3 separate regions of the Mus musculus genome follow, and all the other regions are linked to region 1. The links are chromatin loops, found by intact Hi-C in ENCODE. Cell type or tissue: heart. All regions are shown on one strand.

Region 1 (8,000 bases):
AAGAACCTGAATTCAGGGGCTGGTGAGATGGGTCAGTGGGTAAGAGCACCCGACTGCTCTTCCGAAGGTCCGGAGTTCAAATCCCAGCAACCACATGGTGGCTCACAACCACCTGTAACAAGATCTGACACCCTCTTCTGGAGTGTCTGAAGACAGCTACAATGTACTTACATATAATAAATAAATAAACCTTTAAAAAAAAAAAAAAAAAAAAAAAAAAAAAAAGAACCTGAATTCAGGGTACTGGAGAGATAGTTCAAGGCTAGAATCCAGTATTGACCTTTAAGATCCAGGTTTGACTCCCAACACCCATGTCGGGAATCTCAAATCAGCTATAGAGGATCAGTTGTCTCTGCCTTCCAGGGGCTCCCATGCATATGCCACCGCCAACATAGACACAAAAATAAAAAAGAAAGGAATGAGGTCACATGTGGAGGTGTACACTTTGAATCCCAGCACTGGGGAGGCAGAGACAAGCAGATCTTTGACTTCAAGGCCCTCCTAGTCTACAGAGTAAGTTCTAGATCAGCCAGAACTATATAGTGAGACCCTGTTTCAAAGAACAAAAAGAAAAGGAAAGAAAACCCCATTACTGAAGAGAATAAGATGGTGGATCCCTGGCTTACTAGACAGCCAGACTACCAGTATTGTAGCTCCAGGCTTTACAGAGACACTGTCTTTTAAGTAGGACAAGGCTAGAGAGACAGCCCATGGTTAAGAGCATTGGCTGCTCTTCTAGAGGCCAGGTAAGATTCCTAACACCTCCATGGAGACTCACAAGCCTGTAACTCAAGTTCTAGAATACCCAACTCCTTCTGAACTATGTGGCTATCAGGCACTCAAGTGGTGGCATAAATACATGTAGACAAAACATACACACAAAAAATAAAATAAAATAAAAATAAAAAGGTGGCCAGGCAGTGGTGGCGCACACCTTTAATCCCAGCACTTGGGAGGCAGAGACAGGCGGATTTCTGAGTTCGAGGCCAGCCTGGTCTACAAAGTGAGTCCCAGGACAGCCAAGACTATACAGAGAAACCCTGTCTGGAAAAAACAAAAAACAAAAAACAAAACAAAACAAAACAAAAAAAGGTGGACAGCAATTGAGAAAGACCACTTGCAGTTTCTCTGGCCCACACCCACAAATTAAACTAAAAAAAAAAATAAATAAATAAAAACAATCTGGACTCAGAACTCAGAGACAAACTTCAATGATAATGCTTCTACTACTATCTGGCTGACTTGGAAAAATCACCCTGCTCCTATTAAAACATGACCAACAGGCTGACTCTAGCCTCGCTGTTCTGGTTCTATAAATAAGGAATAAAAGTAATACTAGGCAATGACCATGCAACCATTTTTAAATGCAAGGAGCACAAACAGACTGATTGAAACCTGATCTCTCAGCATCTGGGAACTGTGAATCCCTTAATCTATCAGCTCCTTATATCTCCTCTTGGCTTCCAAATAAATCGTATTCCACACTGTTACTCTACCTTTTATTTATTTATTTACACCCTGCCTTGTTCCAGTAAGGATTTAACCCAGCTTATTCTATAGTTAGTCATAAGTAGATTCATTTAAACTTAAGGGGTAAGAAACTAGGGAGAGGCTGAGCCACTGACCCACCCCAAGCACACACATAGCAGCTCCAAGTGAACAGGAGTGGCTGGCCTTAACTGAATACCACCAACAGCCACCAAGAGGCACTAGTTGCCACAGCCTAGGCTCTCAGAGCTCCACCTCCTCAGCTGCTACATCCTTTCAACACTCAGTAGAGAAATGGTCTCGTGGAGTGTTGAAAGCAGGTCCTCTGAAAACAGGACTTGCCTTTTGCTGGGGAGCTGAGAATCCAAAGTGACTTCACAGTTTACATGTTCATGGATTTATTTGAAAGTCTTTTGCTCTTTATGGCTCTTGTTCTCTCATCTGTGTGATGAGAGCCATGTCCACCTTTATGTCCCACAGATGAATTAAGTCATTCTGTGAAAGATCCACAAAAGCCCGTGGCCTCCCAGTTGATGGAAGTTGGATCCCATCCCTGTTTGGTCAGTCCACCCACTCCCCAGACAAGGTCAGCCCATCAAAAGGGATGAGGGGTTCCTTGCACTGAGTTAGCTGGCAGCTAGTAGAAATCTCAGAAACTGGAAGAGGCCTGCCTGGCTGTGGCACCCCTCACCTCAGGACATTCACCCAGACCAGGAGCTGGGGAGACCAAGTTACCTACAAAGCCTGGAGTCAGAAGCCCCCATCTCTCCTCAGAGGGAGCTCAGACATAGGATCTGGGACTAACCTAAAGGAAGAAGGCTTATAGGCAACACCATGTTGTTACGGTTGGCAAGCAGGAGTTGTGGGGGACAAATCTGGAGTTGTCTGGGGAGGGGGTTTTTGGGAGCCATGGGGTGAAGAAGGTCTTGACATGGGCGGACAGGGCAACAGAAGAGTCTGGCTGCTTTGTAGGAAAAGATACCCACAAGGAAAAGGGGGGGGGACGGGACTGGAGGTTGGGATTCCATAGGACACGTGGATGGTTTCTTAGGAGGAAGGGCATCAACGCGGGGTCTAGCCATAGGGAAAAGGCGTGGCTGCGGGTCTCCAGGGAAAGCGTACAAGGACAAGCGGTGCAAGACGAAGGGTGACGAGGCCTCCACCAGACAATGTACACTGGACAGAGCCGGCTCCACCGAGAGACCGGAGCTGGGCCATGGAGGCGTATCTAATGGGAGATCTAGTTGGCCCCGGGAGATTGGGGGTGGCGAAACCCCGAGGGCAGGAGGGTCTGGGGTCCCCGGCTCAGGCCCGGCCTCACCGTCAGACAGGGCCTCACTGCATTCGAAGCTGATCTCGAACCGGAAGGGGCTGTGGAAAGGGCTCGGGTTCTCCAGCACAGCCACATTCAGCACCGACACCTTGGCCATCACCGCGCCCGGGAGCCGCAGCTGCTGTGGAGACTTCTTCACAGTGACTTGCGACAGAGAAGAAGGGGGGGACGACAGGACGGAAACCTCCCTGCGTCTCCCAACTCTTCCCTCTGAAGCGCTCCTCCGCTCAGCGCGCTCCCTTCAAATAGCCGGCTCCGCCTTCCAGCCAATCGCCGCTAAGGACCGATGACGGCGCGAGCCATCAGCCAATCTCGAGGCGTCTTCAGGCGCGCGCCTGGACCCTCAGACCAATCAGAGAAGCTCCCTCTTCACGGGCCCCAGGAGGCGGAACGTTAATCTCTTAGCTTCGTAAAGGTCTATCGGGAACCAATCCCTGGAGTCTCCGACTGGAATAGCTCGCTCCGGGGTGGGCGGAGTTAGAGCGCGGAACTTCTCTTGTCCAATCCCAAGGGTTACCGCACCGGCATCCCCCGCCCCTCGTTCCGCTTTTCCGGTAGACGCACCTCACAGAGAGCAGCGCCACCAACGGCCGAACGGTGGCGCGCGACTCTCACTAAAACGCGCTGAGAAGACGGCACTCGCACTCGCAGTGATTGAGTATCGATCGTGGGCGTGGCCGTAAGCGGGTTTCTGAGACGTGATTGGCTATTATGGTGGGCGTGAGGAACGCCGGGCTGGAGAGCTGTGGAAATCGCACACCCTCACAGTGAAAAGCTTTAAGGAGGAGAGAGTGGCCTGGGCGGTTTAGGCGGCTGTCAGCAGGTGAGCGTTTCTGGGGACTACCCTGAGGGGTTCCTACCTTTGAAAATCATGGTCGAGGAGACTGTCGAGAAGGTTTAGATCACCCCTGAGACAAGATGGCGTAGCGATGAGAGGGGATACAGGATCGAGTCTCAGTCCGAAGGGAGTTCTGGTTCGTGGACAGACCAGGGTTTGAATCCTGCCTCTGCACTCTGTCTTTCAGCCCGGGCTCGGTGACGCACGCTTTTTATCCCAGCACACGGGAGGCAGAGGCAGGTGGACCTGTGAGTTCGAGGCCAGCCTGGTCTGCAGAGCAAGTTCTAGGACAGCCAGGGCTACACAGAGAAACCCTGATCCAAAACCAAACCAGTTAACTGCCGCTGTCTGTGAAACTTACCTTTTCTCCTTACTTTCTGGTTCTTTATACCCTGTCATAGCTTCTTACACAACCTTTACCAATCACATCTTTTAAAGGTTAAAACAAAATGGAAAGGTAGATGCGTGCCATTAATCTCAGGACTCAGAGGTAGGCAGACTTCTGTGGGCCAGCCTGATCTACACAGTGAGTTTGGGGAAGTAAGTAAATTAGTTTTCATACTTGGCCAATGCAAAAAGGCCAAGAAGCAATGAATATGATTTTTAATAGACACTTAACTAAATAGGACAAAAATAATCATTTCAAATATGACCATTCTAAAAACACCAATGAGCTATCCTGCACCTTTTTACTCATTGAGAAGTCTTTGGGATCCTGTATGTGTTTCACATTTCAAACAGGTCTGTAACCTAGCATGGGACTGTCCACTTTTATTTGAAAGAGGTATCTGACCTTTTATATTTCACAAAATTTATAGTTGAAAATGTAAGGGGCTGGTGAGATGGCTCAGCAGGTAAGAGCACCCGACTGCTCTTCTGAAGGTCCTGAGTTCAAATCCCAGCAACCACATGGTGGCTTACAACCATCTGTAACAAGATCTGACTCCCTCTTCTGGTGTGTCTGAAGACAGCTACAGTGTACTTACATATAATAAATAAATAAATATTAAAAAAAAAAAGAAAATGTAAGCCAGTAATTTCAGCACTTAGGAGGCAGGTTAGGAGTTCAAGGCCATTCTTGTGAGATGAGGAATTTGAGGGCTAGAGAAGTGGTTCAGTGCTTTAAGAGTATACTGCTCTTGCAGAGGACCTGACTTCCAACCCGCTCTAGCTTCAAAGGATCTGATACCGTCCTCTGGTCTCTGTAAGCATCTGCACTCATATTGTTTAAGTATATAATATTTAAGAATATATATTCTTAGCTGGGCGTGGTGGTGCACGCCTTTAATCCCAGCACTCGGGAGGCAGAGGCAGGCAGATTTCTGAGTTCGAGGCCAGCCTGGTCTACAAAGTGAGTTCCAGGACAGCCAAGGCTATACAGAGAAACCCTGTCTCGAAAAACCAAAAAAAAAAAAAAAAAAAAAAGAATATATATCCTTATTATTTAAGGATTTTTATTTTAATGCTGGAACAATTATTCAGCAATTAAGAGGCAGGCAGATCTCTGTGAGTTTGAGACCAGCCTTGTCTACAGATTGAGTTCCAGGACAGCCAGACAACATAGAGAGACACTGTCTTGAAACAACAACAACAACAAAAACAATAAAACAAAACCCAAACAAGAAACCCCAGAGGACCCAAGTTTGGTTTCCAGCCTACAGGTGGCATGGCAACTCACAATCGTCTATAGATAGCTTCAGCTCCAGGGGATCCAAAACTCTCTTCTTACCATTGATTACACTAGGCAGTCATGTGCTGTGCATACATATAGCCAAGCAAAACAATAGTACATAAAAATAAATGAATCTTTAGAAAAACAGCTGGGTGTAGTGGCACACTCCTTTAATCTCAGCATTCAAGAGGCAGAAGCAGAAAGATCTCTGTGAGTTTGAGAACTCCTGACATTCCAGGACAACCAGCTATACACAGTGCCCCCACCCCAAAAGAACAAAAAAGGAAAAAGAAACTATGGGTTCATGTACTTCAATCCCAACTGTTCCCAAGTATGGTGGTTCAAATGAGAATGGCTCCCATATGCTTGTATATTTGAGTGCCTGGCTCCTAGATGGTGGAACTGTTTAAGAAGGCTCAGGATGTGTGGTCTTTTTGGAGGTGGTGTATCACTAGGAACAGGTTTTCTCTCTGTATGTTCTCTGCCTCCTGCTTGTGACTCAGGATGTGAGCTCCCAGCTCTTCCTACCACCATGCTTCTACTCCCACCATCATGGACTCTAAGCCAAATTAAATTTTTGTTTATAAATTGCCTTTGTTGTGTTTCTCAGCAACAGAAAAGTTAACTAAAACAACTACATCTTTAAAAGCTCGCCTGCCAGTCAGTTGGTCTGTCCGTTGATGGTGCACACCTTTATTCCCAGCACTTAGGAGGCATATGCATGTGAATCTCTGAGTTTGAAGCCAGCCTGGTCTACAGAGCAAGTTCCAGGGCAGCCTGGGCTACACAGAGAAATCCTGACTCTGGAAAAGGGGGGCAATTTAGCCCCAGAACTGAAATGAAGTAGTTAGGTCTTAGCACTTGAGAAGATAAAGATAGGATTGTACACAATTTTGAGGCCAGCCTGAACTATATAGTAATGCATTGTCTCAGAAAGTAAGATGAATTAATGATGGAGTTGCCATATATTTCCTAGACATAAGCCAAGTTTGTTCCTCTCTGTTTGCATTGTGGGCTACTTTATCCCTCCACCCATCCTCTTCATACCCCAGCAAAGCTTATTAGCCACAATACTCTGGTACTTATAAAGCAAGTCCTGTCCATTTCATTCTTGGTACAGCTAGCTGAATGACCTTCAGCCATAAACCAGATCATGTTATTATTCTGCTTAAAACCTTCAAAGGCTTATCCTGCTTAGAATGAAACCTAAGATCTTTACTATGGTTCAAGAGGCCCTTCATGGTGGCCCTGGCTAACCTCACCACCCTCATTGTCCAGTTTCCTGTCACTACTCAAAACCTTGCTGGCTTTATTTCTTCTCTTTCAACACCAGTCTGATGTCCTGCTTTGGGGCTTCGCACTTACTGTTCCCTTTGCGTAGATTATGTTTTCCCTGGGTAATCACTTGCTGTCTCATCTCCACTATCAGGAATGTCCTCAGAAGGTTCCTCAGACCACCTTATCTCATATGGTCCTTCTTATTTTTATACTCTGGATCTACTACTCGTTAGTCTCATAGGCTACTCACATCCTCTTTGTGCCTTAGTTTTCTCATGTATATTGCATTTATTAGATACTTTTAAAAATATATGTATGAGTGTTTTTTCTACATGTATGTCTCTGTAGCAGGCTTGGTACACAAAGAAGCCAGAAGAGCATGTCAGATCTCTTGGAAGTGGGAGTTTCAGATGACTGTGAACTGTATTGTGAGCGCTGAGAATTGAGCCAGGGTCCTATACATCAAGCCATCTTTCCAGCCCCTGTTTATTTTTATTTGTGTGCTCGAATGCAGAAGTCAGAGGACAAATTGTAGAAACTGGCTCCCAGGGATCCAACTCAGGCCATCAGGAAAGTGCCATTATTCACCAAACCATTGCAACAATTCTGTGTGTGTGTGTGTGTTATGAGTATTTTACCTGTATATATGCCTACATATCACTTTGTGTGCCTGGTGCCTACAGAGGACAGATGAGGGCACTAGATCCTCTGGAAATGGAGCTGAAAACAGCTGTGAGCTACCATATGAGTGCTAAAAACAATCTCTGCAAGAGCACCAAGTGCTCACACCCAGTACCCACTGAGCCAGCTCTCCAGCCCTGCCAGCCTGTTTTTTTTTTTTTTTTGACACAAGGTTTTACTTTGTAGAGGCTATCACATCTGAGGACCCTCACCATCTCCTAGTTATGGGGAATGGAATCCTAGTCCTTTGGTTTGCTAGGCAAGCACTCTACAATGAGCTACAGCTGCAGAACTTTGTTAGTTTTGAACTGGGCTTTGTCTTATTATTATTATTATTATTTTCTGATTGAAAACAGAAATCTGGGCTGGTGAGATGGCTCAGCAGGTTAAGAGCACTGACTGCTCTTCCGAAGGTCCTGAGTTCAAATACCAGCAACCACATGGTGACTCACAACCACCTGTAATGAAATCTGACACCCTCTACTGGTGTGTCTGAAGACAGCTACAGTGTACTTATGTAAAATAATAAAATAAATCTTTGGGCCAGAGCAAGCAGCGACTAAGTGAGCAGAGTTGACAGGAGCAAGCAGGGCTGACTGGAGCAAGTGGGGTTGACTGGAGCAAGCAGAGGTCCTAAATTCAATTCCCAACAACCACATGAAGGCTCATAACCATCTGTACAGCTATAGTGCACTCATATACATAAAATA
Region 2 (8,000 bases), 300 kb after region 1:
TGTTGAGAATCCCGCTCCCGAGCACGGGTGCCAGGATACCTCCAGAACACTGCCGCCTGAATCAAGCTGTGCTGAACTTGCATTCTGCTGAGGCTTGCACCGCCCCTGATTGGCTGGCACTGTCCACGGAGCTGCAGCTTCTCCCATACACTGGAGTAAGCTCTACACTCTTAAAGCTATGAAAACTAGCTCCTCTGTGTTGTTTAAAGACTAACAACAAAAGATTCTGTCCATGTTCAGCATAGGCACAGGGCTCTCCCCGAATCAACCACTTCTCCCTCCCTCCCGGGTTTGGTTTTGGCTTTGTACATGTGGACCCACATACCTAGACTGCTTCTTACTTTTTTATTTTGAGTAGTTATCTCTTAGTTGCTCAGGCTACCCGTGAACTTGCAGTCCTCCTGCCTCAGACCTCAGAGTCGATGCGATTACAGGAATAGAGCAGCCCATCTGCCTTGCCCAAGTATTTTCTGTGTATAGTGGATTCCATCTGGGCACCCAGAGCTGATGTGAAGCTAGAGAGCTGACTCTAGAGACAGCCCAGATGCTGGGGCGCAGCTCATGGGTGGAGCACGTGCTAATGACGACCAGGTTTCATCCCAGCATCACACTGCACAGCTATAATCCCCACAGAGATACCTATTTACAAGCCCACACTACTGGCTGTGACCTCATTCAATCCTCATTCCCATGAGGTCCCTGAGGCGTCCAGCTCTGACCACACCTGCTGCGCACTCCCTGAAGGGAGGATAAGGCACTGGCACTGTCCTTTGCTTTCCATGTCTCTGAAAAAGGCTCTCAATTTGTAGTCCAGGCTGGCCCAGAACTCACAAACTCCTGCCTCGGCTTCTCAAATGCTGAGAAGACAGATGGAAACACCACACCCAGCTTCTTTTCATTTTTTCTATCGGCTTCCTTCATTAATGCTATGTGCAAAAAACCTGAGTTTGGATCTGGTTTATGTAAGAAAGCAGATGTGGCCGGGCGTGGTGGCGCACACCTTTAATCCCAGCACTCGGAAGGCAGAGGCAGGGGGATTTCTGAGTTCGAGGCCAGCCTGGTTTACAGAGTGAGTTCCAGGACAGCCAGGGCTACACAGAGAAACCCTGTCTCGAAAAAACAAACAAACAAACAAGGAAAACAGATGTGGTAAGATGCGCTTGTAATCCCAGAGCTGGAGAGAAAAAGAATCCCTAGGGTTCAATGCCAACCTAGCCTACTTAGTGAGTTCCAGGCCATTGAGAAACCCTGTCTCAAAAAACAAGGAGGGAGGCTAGCAAGATGGCTTGTGGGTAAAGGTAATTTACTATCACCCCTGCATGCCTGAGTTTGAGTACCTGGGCTCACGTGGAAGGGGAGAGCCTATAGTTGTCATCTGACCTTTACCTGTGCACTGGGCTATGTGTACCTACACACAAAGACATGTGCACACAAAACAAACACATGCAATAATACTACTACTACTAATAAAACCAAAGTGGACAGCTCCTGAGGAGGGACACCTGAAGTTGTCCTCCAGCCTCCATAGACATTTGCACCTGCACAGGTGTCACACACACACACAAAGAGAGAGAGAGAGAGAGAGAGAGAGAGAGAGAGAGAGAGAAACAAAACCCTTCTGAGTCTCTCCTTCAAAGCAGAGTGCATGGTCCCTGTCACGCCCCTTGGGACAGGGCTGGCAGATGACTGGTTCTGCCCCTGAGTTGTAGCAGAAAGAGGCATGTGACACATCCTCATAGAAACATTTAATTACTGGGGTAAGATCCTCCCTACACAGAGGGATCAGCGATGGCTGGCTGTGGTGATGTCCTCGGGCTCCTTAGTAACTGAAGCTGTGGTGGTCTACAAGAGAATGCCTCATAGACTCACAGATGTGAATGCCTGGTTCCTGCTTAATAGACTGTCTGGAGAAATGTGTCATTAGAGGGTGGGTTTTGAGGTGTCAAAAGCCCACCCCAGGCCTGCCAGTCAGTCAGTCAGTCAGTCTGTCTGTCTCTACTTGACGCCTCTGAATAAAATGTAAGCTCTCAGCTGCTGCTCCAGCACCCTGCTTGGCACTTCCAGGCCTGCCTGCCCTTATGGTTCCAAGCCAGCCAGAGCTACGAAGAGAAAGCCTGTCCCCGGCCTCCAGCACCCACCAAAAAAGCGCGTGTGTGCTCCTGTGACAGAGGCTAAAGGAAGCAGTGGTGTCCCCAGTTGCTCTCCCCCTTAGTCCTTTGAGGCAGGCAGGGCCTCTCAATGATCCCCCTGCCGCCCCCCCCCCCCCGCCTTGGGCTAGCCCCGGCAATGCTGGTCCTCACCAGAGCAGCAGCACTGGTCTCTGAGCTGCTCCTCTTTTTTTTCTCTCTCCCTCCATCTAGCAAGCAAACATTTTAGGGGGCAGTACTTACTATATTCATGCACTTATTTTATTTATAATTAATTTTTAATAATAATAATAATAGTAATAATTCCTGGCTGTCCTGGAACTCACTCTGTAGACCAGGCTGGCCTCACACTCAGAGATCTTCCTGCCTCTGCCTCCCTAGTGCTGGGATTAAAGGGGTGTTTATTTCCCCCTCCCCAGGTTCATTTTATATATTTTTTAGGCAAAGTCCTGCTATAGTATCTAGATTAGTCTTGAGTTTCTGGCGAATGATCCTCCTGCCTCAGCCTCCAAGTATCTGACTTTCAGCACATGCTGCCATGCCCAGCCCTGATTAGCAGCATCATACTGGATGTACAATCTGTTTACCACAAAGTAGATGTAGTAGGTATTAAGGTGGCAAATGGGGTGAACTTCAGCCCACAGCTGCCTGCTGAGCCATACCCCTACTTTGGCCCATCTCTGGGAAGAAAGCTATTTTTCTGATTTACTTACGAGAGCTACAATAAACCAGCTGGGGCTGACCATAGACTTCGTGTGGACCAGCAGCAGTAAAAGCCTGGTGTTAGAGAAGCCCTGGTCCCATCTCTAGGACCTCCCTCCCACACATCATCCCTCCAGGATAAGAATATTCTAGGTAGCTGGGAAGGCACAGAGCCCTGTAGTAAAGAACTTCACATTCAGCGCATCTCTGAAGGGTGTGGCTGGAGTGGACGGAAGGAGGGAGGGAGGGAGGGAGGAGAAAGGGGGGCAAGAGAAGGTGGCATTTTTCTTCTGGTAGTGCTGGGATGGGGCTAGGCCTCTTGAACACTAGGTAAATAATCATGGACCACACCCAGACCCTGATTTCATTTTCAAGTCACTTGTTGTCCAAAGCAAAAAAAAAAAAAGCCACAACACAAGCTCCCTCAAGGGTGCTTCATTTGCAATACCCCAGGGAGTTCCTTGGCCTGACACAGATCCTCAGGGACATTTCACCTTCTTGTCTTCCCCCTCCCCCACCAGGTAGCTCAGGCTGGCCTCAAACTTGCTATAGCCAAAGTTGACCTTGAACTTGTGATCCCCGCCTCATCCTCCAGAGTGCTAGGGACACAGGTGTACATTACCACACCTGGCTAAATTCATCTCTCTTATTTTGAGGCAGGGTCACACTAAGTAGCATAGGCTGGCCTTGAACTCCTGATCCTCCTCCTCCTCAGCTTCCGTACCAAACTCCACTTCCTGTGGACTAGGAACTGCCTGTGCTCTGCAGAGCCTCTCCTGAGGAAGGGCACCCAGCTGGCTGGTTCACATCCTCCTGAGAGGGTTCCCTGCTCAGCCATGCTCTCTTCTCACTTCCGGAACGCTATCCATCCCACTCATCCACACAACAAGCGGCCTCTGGGTCTTCAGGCTTCCGGTTACCCTCCAGTTTCCTGTCAAGACAGCAGCCAGAATGACCCTATAAACAGTCACTTCCTTCTCTGCTCTGATCCCCCAGGCACCCACTGTCATTTATGCCCACGTGGCCTGCTCTTCCTTAGCCGCTGGGGCCTCTTCCATGCTGCTGCTCAGATAGTTAGGCCAGAGCTAGCTGCCCGCACCCTCCCTTACCCTTCAGCTGGGATGGGTATTTTATGTCTTTGTCCACTGCTAAGGGAGAGCTCTGTCACTAATGTCTGCCCCTCAGTATGGGGAACACTGGCTGCACAGAGCAGCACAGGCCATCTCCCCAGATCACACGCCCTGCTCCTGACCCTTATCTTGCTGGCAGCACATTGCCTGGCAGGGGGCGCTGCGACTACTCTCTGTCCATTTGCTTTTGTACTCTGGGATAATCAATAGTGCCCGATGCCTTCTTATACATCTTTAATGTTCTTGATTGGCTTTTTTGTGAATTGCCTGTTAACTCTCTGTTACTTTGTTTTTGGTTTCGAGACAGGGTTTCTCTGTGTAGGCTGTTCTGGGACTCGAGCTTTATACACCAGGCTGGCCTCGAACTCAGAGATCTGCGGGGATTAAGGGCGTGCACCACCACCCGTTTTCTTTTTCATCAACTTAAGCATTTTGTTTACACTTATCTACCTGATGTGTATGTGTGCACGCCTCAGAGAACAACTTAGCTGACTTACTTCTTTCCCTCCACCATGTTGGTCCTGGAGGTCAAACTCAGGTCACCAAGTTTGGCGGCAACTGCCTTTACCCACCGAGCCATCTCACCTTCTGCCCACCATGGGTGCTGGGAACCAAATTCCGATTCCCGAGAAGAGCTTCAAGCACTCTCAATGGCCGAGCCATGTCTCCAGGCCCTATGTGCTCATTCATGGATGTGCAGGCACATTTGGAGGTTAGAGGCCGACCTTGGCTACTGTTCTCCAAGAGTCATTACTTTGCTTAAAAATTTTACTGAAGCTGGTTCAGCGGTCAAGAGCATTGCCTAGTCTCCCAAAGGACCTGGGTTCGAATCTCAGCATCTACATGGCAGCTCATAACTGTCTCTAACTCCAGCTTCAGGGAGAATCTGACGCCCTCTTGAGAGCACAGGCATGAGTGCTGGTGACCCATCCACACACATAAAAAATGATCACTCTGAGGCTAGGTTGGTTAACACAGCAAGAACACGGCAAGTTCTTGGACAACCAGAACTACGCAGTGAGACCCTGTCTCAAAACAAAAACAAAAACGAAAAAAACAAGAACAAAAAACCAAAAATCACACTTGTGTGCACGTGTGTTGCCACAATGTGAGTGCAGAAACTGTAGGAGTCAGTGCTTTCCTCTACCATGTGGGTCCCAAGGATCAAACTCAGGTCCCAGCTTGGCAGCAGGGGCCTTTACTTTGCTGAGCCATCTCGCCAGTGTGCCCACTCTATTTACACTGGGAAGTCAACTCAGAGTCTCCCATATGCTAGGCAAAGACTCTAGCACTAAGTTATAGCCCGTATCCCCAGCCCTACTTTGTCTGAGACAGGGTCTCTCCTGGGACTGAGTCCTCCACTTAGGTCAGCTGGCCAATGAGCCCCACACATCTTCCTGTTTATGTCCCCAGTGCTGGGGTAACAACAGCAAGCCACCATGCCTGGCACTTCCATGTGGGTCCTGACTGTCAAATTCTGCTGGCCCAGCAAGCACTCTACCACATGAGCTACCTCCTCTGTCTACATGGCTTCTGTATGGGTTTTGTTCTGAGGAAAATGAATGGCTCAAGAATTAGAACTGAAGACCCTGAGGTGTGGTGTGGTGGCCTGGATGCAAGCCCCACCCTTGCCACTTAACAGTGGCACAGACAAAGCCAAGCTGCTTAACTTCATGAGGCCCCAGTTTCCGCATCTGAAAATCTGGCAGAAGTCACATTTCTCGGGGTAACTTCTGGGATGTGGAAGTGCTCATCAGTTCAGGAAATGTTATTATTTGCAAGGGAAACTAGTACCTTTTATCTGCAAGGAGGGTGGGTACTCTACTGATGAGCCATGCCCCCTCCTCCACGCCTCACTGACTGATTTTAGGCAGGGGCTGTACCGCTGAGCCACGCCTCCAGAACCTTACATCCTCCCTTCCCTGGCCCAAGAGCACCCCAGTTCCTACGCCTGGCCCAAGAGCACCCCAGTTCCTACGCCTGGCAAGGCCTTTTCCAGAATTCTCCAGGCAGCTGGCTTGCCTCAGCCCACTGAAGAGTTTCCCATGGTCTACAGGACTTAGGCCTATGAACTTATATGCTACCCTGACAACATAGCTCATCTTCCAAGCTCTCGGCAGTTATTGATCTTTATGTCTCTAGTTTCTAAGTTTGTTTTTTTGTTTTTTTATGCGAATGAGACTGCATGTCTGTCTGTCTGAACCACTTGTGAGCCTGGACCACGTGGGTGCTGGGCATCAAACTCCCAGTATGTGTTCTCCAGCACCTGCGTCTCTATTTCAGAATGTAAACCAGATGGTAACATTCATATTATGTATTTGACCTGACAAAGGGATCCCACAGTATAGGGGAAAACAAGAAAGAAAGAAAGAAAGAAAGAAAGAAAGAAAGAAAGAAAGAAAGAAAGAAAGAAAGAAAGAAAGGAGGGAGGGAGGGAGGGAGGGAGGGAGGGAGGGAGGGAGGGAGGGAGGGAGGGAGGGAGGGAGGGAGGGAGGGAGGGAAGATAGATAGATAGATAGATATGTCCTGTGTACCAGGCATAGCAAACTCCCGTGAATCACATCTCTAGCTTTATTACTTGTGTCGCTATTGGACGCTTTGCTCTGCCCAGGTTTTGTGTGTGTGTGTGTGTGTGTGTTTTCCAGGACCCTGGTGCCCAGTGATGCTGAGACCACGCAGCACTTCTTACAAGGATCTACAATGGCTGCCTGTTACCTGGTTGTCTGTTCCCTACCAGACTGCAGGAAATTCTGTCCCGTGTTTGGAGTCCTCTAAGCAAAATATGCTGTCAGGCACAGTGGCTGCTCAGTATCTGTAGGTGATGGGTGTGTAGTTCAGGCGTAGGGCACCTGCCTAGCGTGTGAAACCTCGGTCGGGTTCCACAAGGGCTGAATTGTAGAATGAATGTCTTACATCCCCGACTGCCTGTGGTTCAAACCCCCACAACATGACTGCTAGAGAGCTAAGTGTGTGCGTCTCTCCAGTCTGTCTGCAAGGAGCTGAAGGGAAGTGGGTTGGATGGATTTCCGGAGTCCAGCACTCTCATCCCAAAAAGGGCCTGAAACTCTGCAACCCCCGCAGTCACAGAAAAGCCAAGTGGGGGGAGCAGGAAACGGGTTGTTCCAGGGGCTCAGATAACGCCTGGCTTAGGGGACACCACACCTGCCCCGGTCGTCCCTCCCTCCTAACCCCGGGCACAGCATTGCTTCGGGGAGGAAGGCAGGAGCTTCTGATTCATTCTTGAAAAACCGGATCCTGAAGGTTTCATCTCTCCAGTGTTTCCGGGGCGGGGGCTGAGGGGCGTGAATGCACAGCTTGACCGGTCTTGGCCGCCTGTAGCCCCCGCGCTCCCCAGACACCAAGTCTCTATACTTCCAGTCATCCCTTTAACAGTGGAGAGTGGACAGGGTAGGTGGAAAGGAAATGGGGTTAAACGACCCATGGTATTTGGGCCTTGCCTCTCCAGCTCAGAGAAGGGACACGAGGGCAACCTGGAAGCTGTCTAGTGACCCGTGGGCGAGGAGAGGAAAGCAAAACCCAGCAGGTGCGGCTCCGAAGTGAATATGGGGGTGGCGGTGGGCGTGAGTCTAGGGGCTGATCTCTGGGACTAGTTTCTGGACTCAAAGGATACGGGTCCCTAAGCCCCATGGGTCATTTACTAGCTGTGTGACCTTGAGTAAGTTACTCCACCTCTCTGGCACTAGTGCCTCACTTCTAAAACAAGTTAATAACCCCTCCCAGGAGGGTGTTTTGATTCAACTGAGCTGTGCAGCATAAGCGCCGGACGAGGAAACACCGATCCGGGCTTGCGAGGGGGAGTCATTAAACTAGTGCTGCGGTTGTTACTGTTATCCCGACCTGGGTCTCGGTGTTCCCCCCAGCCAGCTTTGGGAAGAGGCCTGGGAAGGGTCGGGAACACTGACCCACCACCAACAGGGAGCGTCCTGGGAGCAGAGAGCAGAGGCGGACGGGAGGCCCGGCCAGCGGGGAGGGGTCCGTGTTTGGGGTCCCGACGCGGCCA
Region 3 (8,000 bases), 55 kb after region 1:
CTCCAGTGTCCTCACAGAGGGGCTGGAGGAGGGGAAGTGTCTGGCGACTAGAAATCTGATCCCTGGGAGAAGCCCACACAGAAACTAGAGCTTTCAGTGTCCTTGGCCAGGTCTGGCTGAGGAACCAGCAGAGGGCGGGGACACAGACCAGAAGCTCCTGTCTGTGGTGGGAGTGGGAGGTGGCTCCCGTTCCCACTACTCTTCTTTCAGGGGTGTATGCTTTAGAGGTTTTGGGGCCCACCTGACCCTCTTCCTTCCCCTCTGCTAGATGCCCATGTTGAGGCCGAAGCACCAGAGGGTCTCTTGTCAGCCTGGTGGAATAGTCAACACAGACAAGAAAGACAGCAGGCAGCAGAGTCCCATGTGCAGATGGAGATCAGAGAGGGCTTGATGCAAACAGACTCCTCTAGCAGGGCCAGGCGCTCACAGGCTCCTCCCCCCTCGTGGGGCTTCCAGAGCGCCCCCTAGGAGAAGGGGGTTCCCCAGGGCAGGCTGGGAATAGAAGCCTGGCTCCGCATCTCTGGCCTTCCACCTCCTCCCCCCTGGCTCGGTGGCCCAGGTGCACTAGTCCCCAGCTCCTTACACTCCCACAACTCCGGGGACTGTCTCCACGTCCAAGGATGTCCAACAGCACAGGAGATAGTGGGGTACACCCGTCCCCATGACTGGGAGTAAGCAAGCACATCAGACGGAAAAAAGCAACAGGGCGGCCCAAGCCAGCGGGGGGGGGGGGGGGGGAGATGCTGGGAAGCCAGCGGGAGGGCTGGTACCCACATATCCACATGCACGGCTGTGGCTCAGTGCAAAGGTGCCATGCCGCCAGCCACGGAATTAGTTCTTTTCCGCCTTCCAGATGATTTTTCATCTCTGTAATTAATGGGCAAGTCATATCTGAACGGCATGGCAGGCAAATTGCTAGTTAGGAAAATCACAGATAATTTTCTCGATATGATAATGAAGGTTGTATTCCGTCTCTTATTCTCCCTGTTTTCATCCTACTTTTAAGTAATAAATTTGGCATTAGTGGGCAGGGTGTGGGGAGGAAGGAAGTCACCTGTCCCCAAAGCTAGGACCTGTCTTAGCAGGCGTCCCCCAACACACACACCAAGGTCCCCAGTTCCTAACTGGGCAGATGAAGAAGAGGATGCCAGAGATGCTTGTGGGGACCCTCAAAGGAACACTCTGACATTCCATGATTGATGGGGTATTGCCAGGGTCTAGGGAGGGGGGAGAGCAGGGGTAGCCATCAGGCTGTGGGCCAGATAGAGTTGGGTCTGGGGTCGGATTAAAGACTCACGCCTGCCCTTGGGGTGCAGGAAAGAGAAGCAGGTACCAATGGCCTCTCTCTCAGCAGCACTGGAGGTCAACAGGCCCAGAACAGACATCCACCCTCAGGTGTCCTCCACACCTGTCCCTACACTGTCCAACTCTCTCCCCACGTTGACCCTCCCTACTCCACTGGAGGCATGAGGGTAAGCAGAGAGAGGGGGAGACAGACAGAGATAAAGAGGCTGCCAGCCATCTTGGCGGCCATCTTGAACCCCTCCCCCAACTCCCCCAAACGCACCACATGTTTGGATATGGGAAGACAGATCCGGCTCTGGGTCCCAGAGAGGCTGGGAAAGAAGGGGGCTCTCTGGTTCACATTGGGACAGGAGGGACATCCACAAAGATGCCAAAGCTGAGGAGAAGGCGGGGTGGGGAGATGAGGAAGGTACAGTAATAAGATGCTGGGCGAGGATAGGGCTGGAAGCTAACCTAGCCGAGAAGTGTACAGATTGGGATGGGTGAGCTTAGGGGCTGTTTGCCGGCGGGGTGCCATCTTCACATAGGTGCCTGGGGTGCACTGAAGTGATGCCATTTGAGGACATTTTCTGGCCACTGCATAAGTACACACTACCCTCCCACCACACACACACACACACACACACACACACACACACACACACACACACACACACACACGAACTGGACTTTCATCCCAGGACCCTCAAACGGGACGATGACAACTGAGCCACACAGCTCTATTTCAGGAACACCTGGAAGAGGAGAGAAAGCTCGTTCCGGTAGATCCAACCTGACAGCCTCCATCCGTGCTTAACAGGGTACCACTAACAGAAGATGTCTCACAACTGCACCAGGGTTGCCCAAAGCACCCCTCCGGGCTGAAACTCACTCGACACCCAGACATACCTCTCCCCATACCACCCCCAACCACCATTAGCGCCACTGCCTCCCAGAGAAAAACAAGCCATGTCGGGGGGGGGGGGGGGCTGGCCCAGCATCCTGCGGTGCCAGCCCCCCGACATGGCTTCTCTGGGGAGCCCGGGCCCGCGCGCTGCGCGCACACGCACCCTCTCCACTCACACCCAGACACCTACACAAACAGGGCGCCAAGCACCCGCGCGCACACGCACCGGGGACACGCAGGCACCGCCGCGCCGCTTCCCCACAAAGGCCGGCGCGCGCGCGGGCACACGCAGCCACGCGCGGGCACACTAGCGGTCCCCTCCCCCTGCAGGGCACCCTGCGGCCGCCCATCCGCACCCTCACCAAGCCCCCGGCGGGCGGGGGTAGGGTGCTCCCCGCCCCTCCCGCCGCGCACACCTGGCCCAGGTGCGGCGTGGCCTGAGGCTCCCGCACACTCACCTGTCCAGCGGCGCTTCGGGGTCGGCCGTGCGCGCTCCTCCGGCGGCTCCGCGAAGCCGGGCCCCCCGCCCGGCACATCTCCCGGAGCCCGGCCCAGGGGGAAGCGGGGAGGGGGTGGCTGAGCGAGGGAGGACTCCGTGTCCCTTCTTTCCTCCGGCCCAGCACCGCCGCCACCGACCAAAATTTAAAAGGGAAGGGGTGGGGGGGGGGAGTATAAAAAAAAAAAAAAAAAGGAAAGAAAAGGCGGATCGCGGCGCTCCGGAGGCGGCCCCGGCCCCGGGCGCGCGGGTCTGCGCCCCTCCCGGGGAGCGAGGCGTGGAGGCGGAGGGGCGGGGGCGGCGTCAGAGCTCGGGGGGCTGGGGCGAGGCGGAGCCCCCCGAGGCGGCGCCGGCTGCCCGCATCTCCCCCGCAGCTCCGCGGCCCCGACGGAGGCGGCACGTGTGTGCCCAGGCGACTTCCCAGCGCCCCCGGACGGCAGCGGGCGAAGGGTTAACGCGGCTGCCCGGGCGGCCGCGCAGGCCCCCGCCGCCCGGCGGCGCCGCTCCTGGGCCCGCGCGGCCCCATCCGCCGGGGCGTCTCCGGCAGACGGCGGGGCGGGGGCGTCGCAGCGCCGACTGCTCCCGCGCCGACCGCTCGCGCTGCCCGCAGGGGGCCGGAGCTACACAGCTGGAAGCAGGCGCGGCGGCGTTGCGCCCCCGGGGTGGCCGGAGCAGGGGGCGCGGGGCTGGGCCCGTGGGCACCGCAGGACTCGCGGAGCGAGCGGGCGCGGGGCACCAGCAATGACAAGCCGCCTGCTCTCGGCGCTGCCGGGCCCGCCGGCTCCGGGAGGGGGGCGGCGGACAAGCGCAAAACCTGGCCTGGACTACCCGCCGGGGACTAGTCTCCGCAGCCCTCCCGTGCGCCCCGAGGAAGGGCCCGGAAACCTGGCCTGGAGTTCCACTCGCCTCCCCCAAGGAAAAGTGGGCAGAGGGAGGCGACGCGCTAGATCCCCCTAGTTGGGCTGGGGGGGGGTGGGGTGCGACGGGCGGCAAGAAAAAACGGAACGGACTCTGCAGCCGTGCTGTGCAGAAAGGCGCCTAGCCGGTGAGGGGTAAATGGAGAGCTGTGCAAGGACTGCGCAAAACCTGGTCCGGATTTGGCAGAGAGGGTAGGGACGGGAGGGGCGCGGTGTGGGGGGGTAGGAGTGGGAGGGGAGGTAGCTGCGACAGGGCCAGATGCACTCGAGGCACGCAAATTTCGGTCCGGATTCTTCCAAGGGAGATGGAGTAATGCGTCAGGCCTGTGCGGTGGCAACAAAAAAGACCTGGACCAGAGCGTCTCCCACCCGGGATTGCAGGAGGGCCGGAGGGAGTGCTGCTTAGTGACTGACAAGAGCGTAGGCTGTCCCCCATCTTCCTAACAGCGACGTGGGGTGGGGAGGGACAAAATGAGGGCTGGACTGAGGTATGGAAGGATCCCGCGCGCTGGCTGCAACAGAGCCGGCAGGTAAAAGCAGTATCTGGATCCTGGGTGATGCGACAGGAAGGGGATGTGGTGTGGATCCCGCTACCCTGGGAGACCAGACCTACAATAAAAAAATAAATAAATAAATTAATTAAAAAAAAAAACGAGGGAGGGACGCAAAGCCAGGACTGGAGCGTAGGTAGGATGGGATGAGAACAGCCCCCCTCCCCCAAACAGAAGAGAGAGCCTTGGCAACCGGACAGGGTCCTGGAGCTGACCAGGCTGCAGGAGCGGAGGAGAGGTTAGTATCTATAAACGCCTCAAGCGTCTGGTTTTGGAGGGGGTGGGTAGGGAAGAAAAAAAAAATTGAATTTTAGGTTGATGGCGAGAGCAAAAGCCCGGTGCAGATTTCCACAACGTAAGAACTACACTGCAGGTGATGGACTCGGAGAAGTAGGGCAGCGGATCGGACTTAGATTCCTAGGCTTTGGACTTAGTGAGTGAAGCCAGAGGCTGGGTTCAGCCCCCCAGCTACAGATGAAGCCTAGGATTGCTTCTCTAGATGGGAAAGGGGGTCGACCTGGCCCAAATATCTGGAGCCAAAGCTACCACTGCCTAGACTTATAGTTTATTTGTTTTTTTGGTTTTTTTTTTTTTTTTTGGTGGGGGGAGGCTATAAAGCTGAACCCGGGGCCAAAACCAGGCACTTAAGCAATATAGACAACTCAGTGCGGGGGTTGGGGTGTGGGTTCAGGGGAGCGGAATCCAGAGAGGTAAGAACAGAGCTTGGAAGCTGCCGCGCTGAGAATCCGTTTTACGAAGGATGGGTGCAACTCTTAAGATTGATGGCTGAGGAGAAGCAAAAACTGGGCTTGGATCCTTGGGGAAGGGAATCCACCCAAAAGCAGCCTAAATACCGAATCCGGCAGCTTATTCAAGTTCAACGTCCAGCTGAATGTTAGCACTGCCTTAGGAGTGCAGATAAACCCTGATGTGGATTTTTCAGAGAATGTGATGTGCTGAGGTTAGAGCAGGAGGTGTGGGGTGGGGTGGGGGATGGGGTGGGTTAAAAGTCCATCTCAGTGTGCATGGAAGGTGCTGTTCTGCCTGCTGAGTGGGTTAAAGTCAGGAAAAGGTTTGAGAGTGGAAGAACTTGGGTGGGTCTTGAATAGGAACAAAGATTATCCACAAAAGCCTTAATGTATAGGCCATTAACCTGTTCCCAAAAAACCCTTCTATGTAGCTCCTCCTGGTGGGAGATTGGGCGGGGAGGCACCGTTGCGTGGACAGGGAAAAGGGGCCACTACCAAAAATTTCATTCCTACTTCTTTAAAAGACACACTTCTCTTCCAGGATTAAGGGTCCTTGGTTCTTCAAAACCAAACTTCAGGGAGGAGTACTTATGTGAGGTGCTACCCCCACCCAGGGAAGACTCCATGTTTGAAGAGTGTCAGCTATGAACCTAAGTGACCAGGGGACTGAATCCAGGGAACCAAAGATACACTACACCTCGAGTGCAGGAAAGATCCTATCCTTTTTGTGACTGACTGATAGAGAGGAGGGTCCCGTCTCTCTGTGCGTTTCCTACTTTGACATATCAACGGATCTCTAGAAAGCTCTACTCCCCTAGCAAGTGGTGTGTGTGTGTGTGTGTGTGTGTGTGTGTGTGTGTGTGTGTGTGTTTTACTGAGGCTGAGGTGTTCAGTGGCCTAGCTGTGGTTGCCCAGCATGTGTAAGGGCCTGGATTCTATCTCCAGCCCAAATGGAGAGGGAGGAGTCCTTTAGCTACTAGCTTCCTTTCTCCAGCAGCCCACCCATCTCTTCTGCAAAAGCAATCCAGGAGATAGTTTGAACTAGCACGCTCCATTATGAAGAAAAGTCGTGATATATATATTTTTTAAGGACCAAGGCTCAGTTTGGAAAAATCCTAGCAGGATGTCCCCTCCCCCTCCCGCTTTCCAAAACCCTTCTCTCCCCCAATTCTGGTGGCCGGTGGTGCGCCCCTGGTGGCGGCCGAATTGGCTTGCCAGCCTCCATCCTAACCGTGGCTCTTGGGTTCTTGGGCAGAGGGCTCAGAAGGCAAAGGATGCAGGGAGGTTGTGAACACGAAGAGTCACCCGCACACCCCGGACTCTGCCTGCGCAGTCGCAGTGGAGGCTGCGCCGGCAGCCGGGCTCCGGGAACCAAAGCGTGCACGCGCGCGCGCAGACTCGCCCGCTGCGGGTACCTCTAACCCTCTACTCCTTAGAGGTACCCGAGGCCTGGATAGGGTGCAGTTCACTCTAGCATCCTGCCTTTCACGTTGGGACCTTATGCAGAGTGACCACGTCGTTCCTTGGCATTACATTCTGTACACCTGGTCCCATTAGATCCTTATGCACAGGCTGTCCTGCGTCTTGGGTTACCCTAAGTCTATAGGCACGACACCCCATCTTTTGAGCACCGTGTACTTGAGGACACCGATGTGCAGAGTGTCTGGGCATGAAGATACCCAATGTTCTGCATCATTGTGATCCCATAGCCTGAGCATCTAGCATGTTGGACACCTCATTCCAAGACATAATGGTACCCTTCTGGGCTCTCAGTGTGTGGGGCCTACGGTCTCTGGCTCAGTAAACCCTTGTTTCTAGGGTTCCAAATTTGTCTCAGCCCAACTCCTTCCAGGAGATGCCTGCTGCACCTGCAAGATCGATGTGACCTGTCGAGGGAGCTGGATGATTGGGGTTTGTGCACTCTTGCGGTCCCTGGGGGCTTCCTGTACTGGATCCCTTGAGCAATTTCTGAGCTCCTTCCAGTACCACACTCAGAACCCACTCAAGTGAACAGTGAGATAAAGGCCTCACTGAGCGCTGGACATCGTGAGCATACCTTTAACTCCAAAACTCAGTTCGATGGCAGTGAACAAATTATCTCCTCTGGGACTGACATTCTAATTGGTGAAACAAACAAATACTACAAGGTCCTGCAAATGCATAAACGATGCCACCAAGACACAAGTGTCACCAAGGAAAGGAAATAAAATGAACCCAGAAATGGTGGCAGGCTTTGCAATGTAGGAGTGGGACAGAAGACTGCATTCACGGTAGACTCTCATAGCTTCAGCGCTACGCTCTTTAGTTGGGGGAGGTCCCTGGAGGTCTCTCCAGGAAGATGGGGTTTGAATAAAGAGCTGAGAAAAGGGAGGAGCCTCAGGGTTGGGGAGGGAATATGAGGAAGGTCCTGCCAGGCAGATTGAACAGCCTTTTCCAGGGTCCAGAGGCAGGAGCATTGAGCAGATCAGTGAAGGCCCCTTCAGATGAGAGGGAGGAGGTACTGAGTACGTTGGCTTAGTGGGCCATGAGACAGAAACTATGGGAAGGAAGGGCGAGAAGGAACTCAAGTGTGCACAGGTCCTAATGGCCACTAGGGGGAGAGTGTGGGGTAGAGAGCAAATGCCAGAGACTGCTGATAACGGATAGTGTGCTGGTGGAGGATAGCAATGGAGATGGGGAGGAAGATGTGAGGGGCTAAGATGTGCTTCTGCAGTAGGGCACCTGCCTAAGATCCCTCCGTGAGGATTGAGGAATGTCAGTCAATCTTAGAGCGCTGGCTCAGAATCTGCTCTTGGGAGGAGCTGGTAGGGCTCTTGCCAGGGTCTATCGAAGGCCATGTTCCAATCCCCAGCACAGCAAGGAAGTGGAGTGAGGACAGATGCAGGGTAGCTGAGCATCAGAAGGAGTGGGGATATTTGGAGGTTAGCTGTAATATTTACATTTGACCCACCAACTAGCAAGCACTAAAGCAAGTCAGCCCTGGGGGCATGGCCCAGGTGTGAGAAGACCCCCTTCTCCATCTCACAGAAGGACAGTCGAGGTTCCAGATCTCACAGAGCAATTACAGAACTGGAGTCAAAACTGGACAAGGAGGCA

Evidence for each region. A loop is a pair of places that touch in the nucleus more often than their neighbours do. Peaks named below come from ENCODE experiments on the same cell type or tissue, not always from the same donor. Only the 100,000 strongest peaks of a DNase experiment are listed, where the experiment ranks them.
Region 2: a loop joins it to region 1, with 2.7 times the contacts of the local background. A loop is called at or near these places in 6 of 42 quality-filtered maps.
Region 3: it touches region 1 in a loop (7-fold over the local background); 13 of 42 quality-filtered maps call a loop at or near these places.

Annotation. Positions count from the first base shown.
Region 1 is chr8:83,950,747-83,958,746 of GRCm38, reverse strand. Asf1b (anti-silencing function 1B histone chaperone) reads right to left here and starts at 3,053. Exons shown (of 4, transcript NM_024184.2): 1 at 2,810-3,053. The coding sequence starts at 2,918. It overlaps Gm10644 (predicted gene 10644), which reads left to right and starts at 3,414. Exons shown (of 5, transcript NR_169070.1): 1 at 3,414-3,644. In heart, CTCF peaks have their summits at 1,704 and 3,427; a DNase peak (open chromatin) is centred at 3,226; H3K4me3 peaks cover 2,536 bases; H3K27ac peaks cover 1,300 bases.
Region 2 is chr8:83,652,800-83,660,799 of GRCm38, reverse strand. All of the region lies in intron 1 of Gipc1 (GIPC PDZ domain containing family, member 1), which reads right to left. Among named protein-coding and RNA genes, the nearest start is that of Gipc1, 4.1 kb to the right of the region's middle. In heart, a CTCF peak has its summit at 4,130; DNase peaks (open chromatin) are centred at 3,719 and 7,289; H3K4me3 peaks cover 1,652 bases; H3K27ac peaks cover 1,589 bases.
Region 3 is chr8:83,895,574-83,903,573 of GRCm38, reverse strand. Adgrl1 (adhesion G protein-coupled receptor L1) reads right to left here and starts at 3,476. Exons shown (of 23, transcript NM_181039.2): 1 at 2,650-3,476. Gm26721 (predicted gene, 26721) reads left to right here and starts at 3,847. Exons shown (of 4, transcript NR_166528.1): 1 at 3,847-4,393. In heart, CTCF peaks have their summits at 462, 6,097 and 7,491 (motif pointing right); DNase peaks (open chromatin) are centred at 580, 3,803, 4,443, 7,423 and 3 weaker places; H3K4me3 peaks cover 5,747 bases; H3K27ac peaks cover 4,262 bases; H3K27me3 peaks cover 1,619 bases.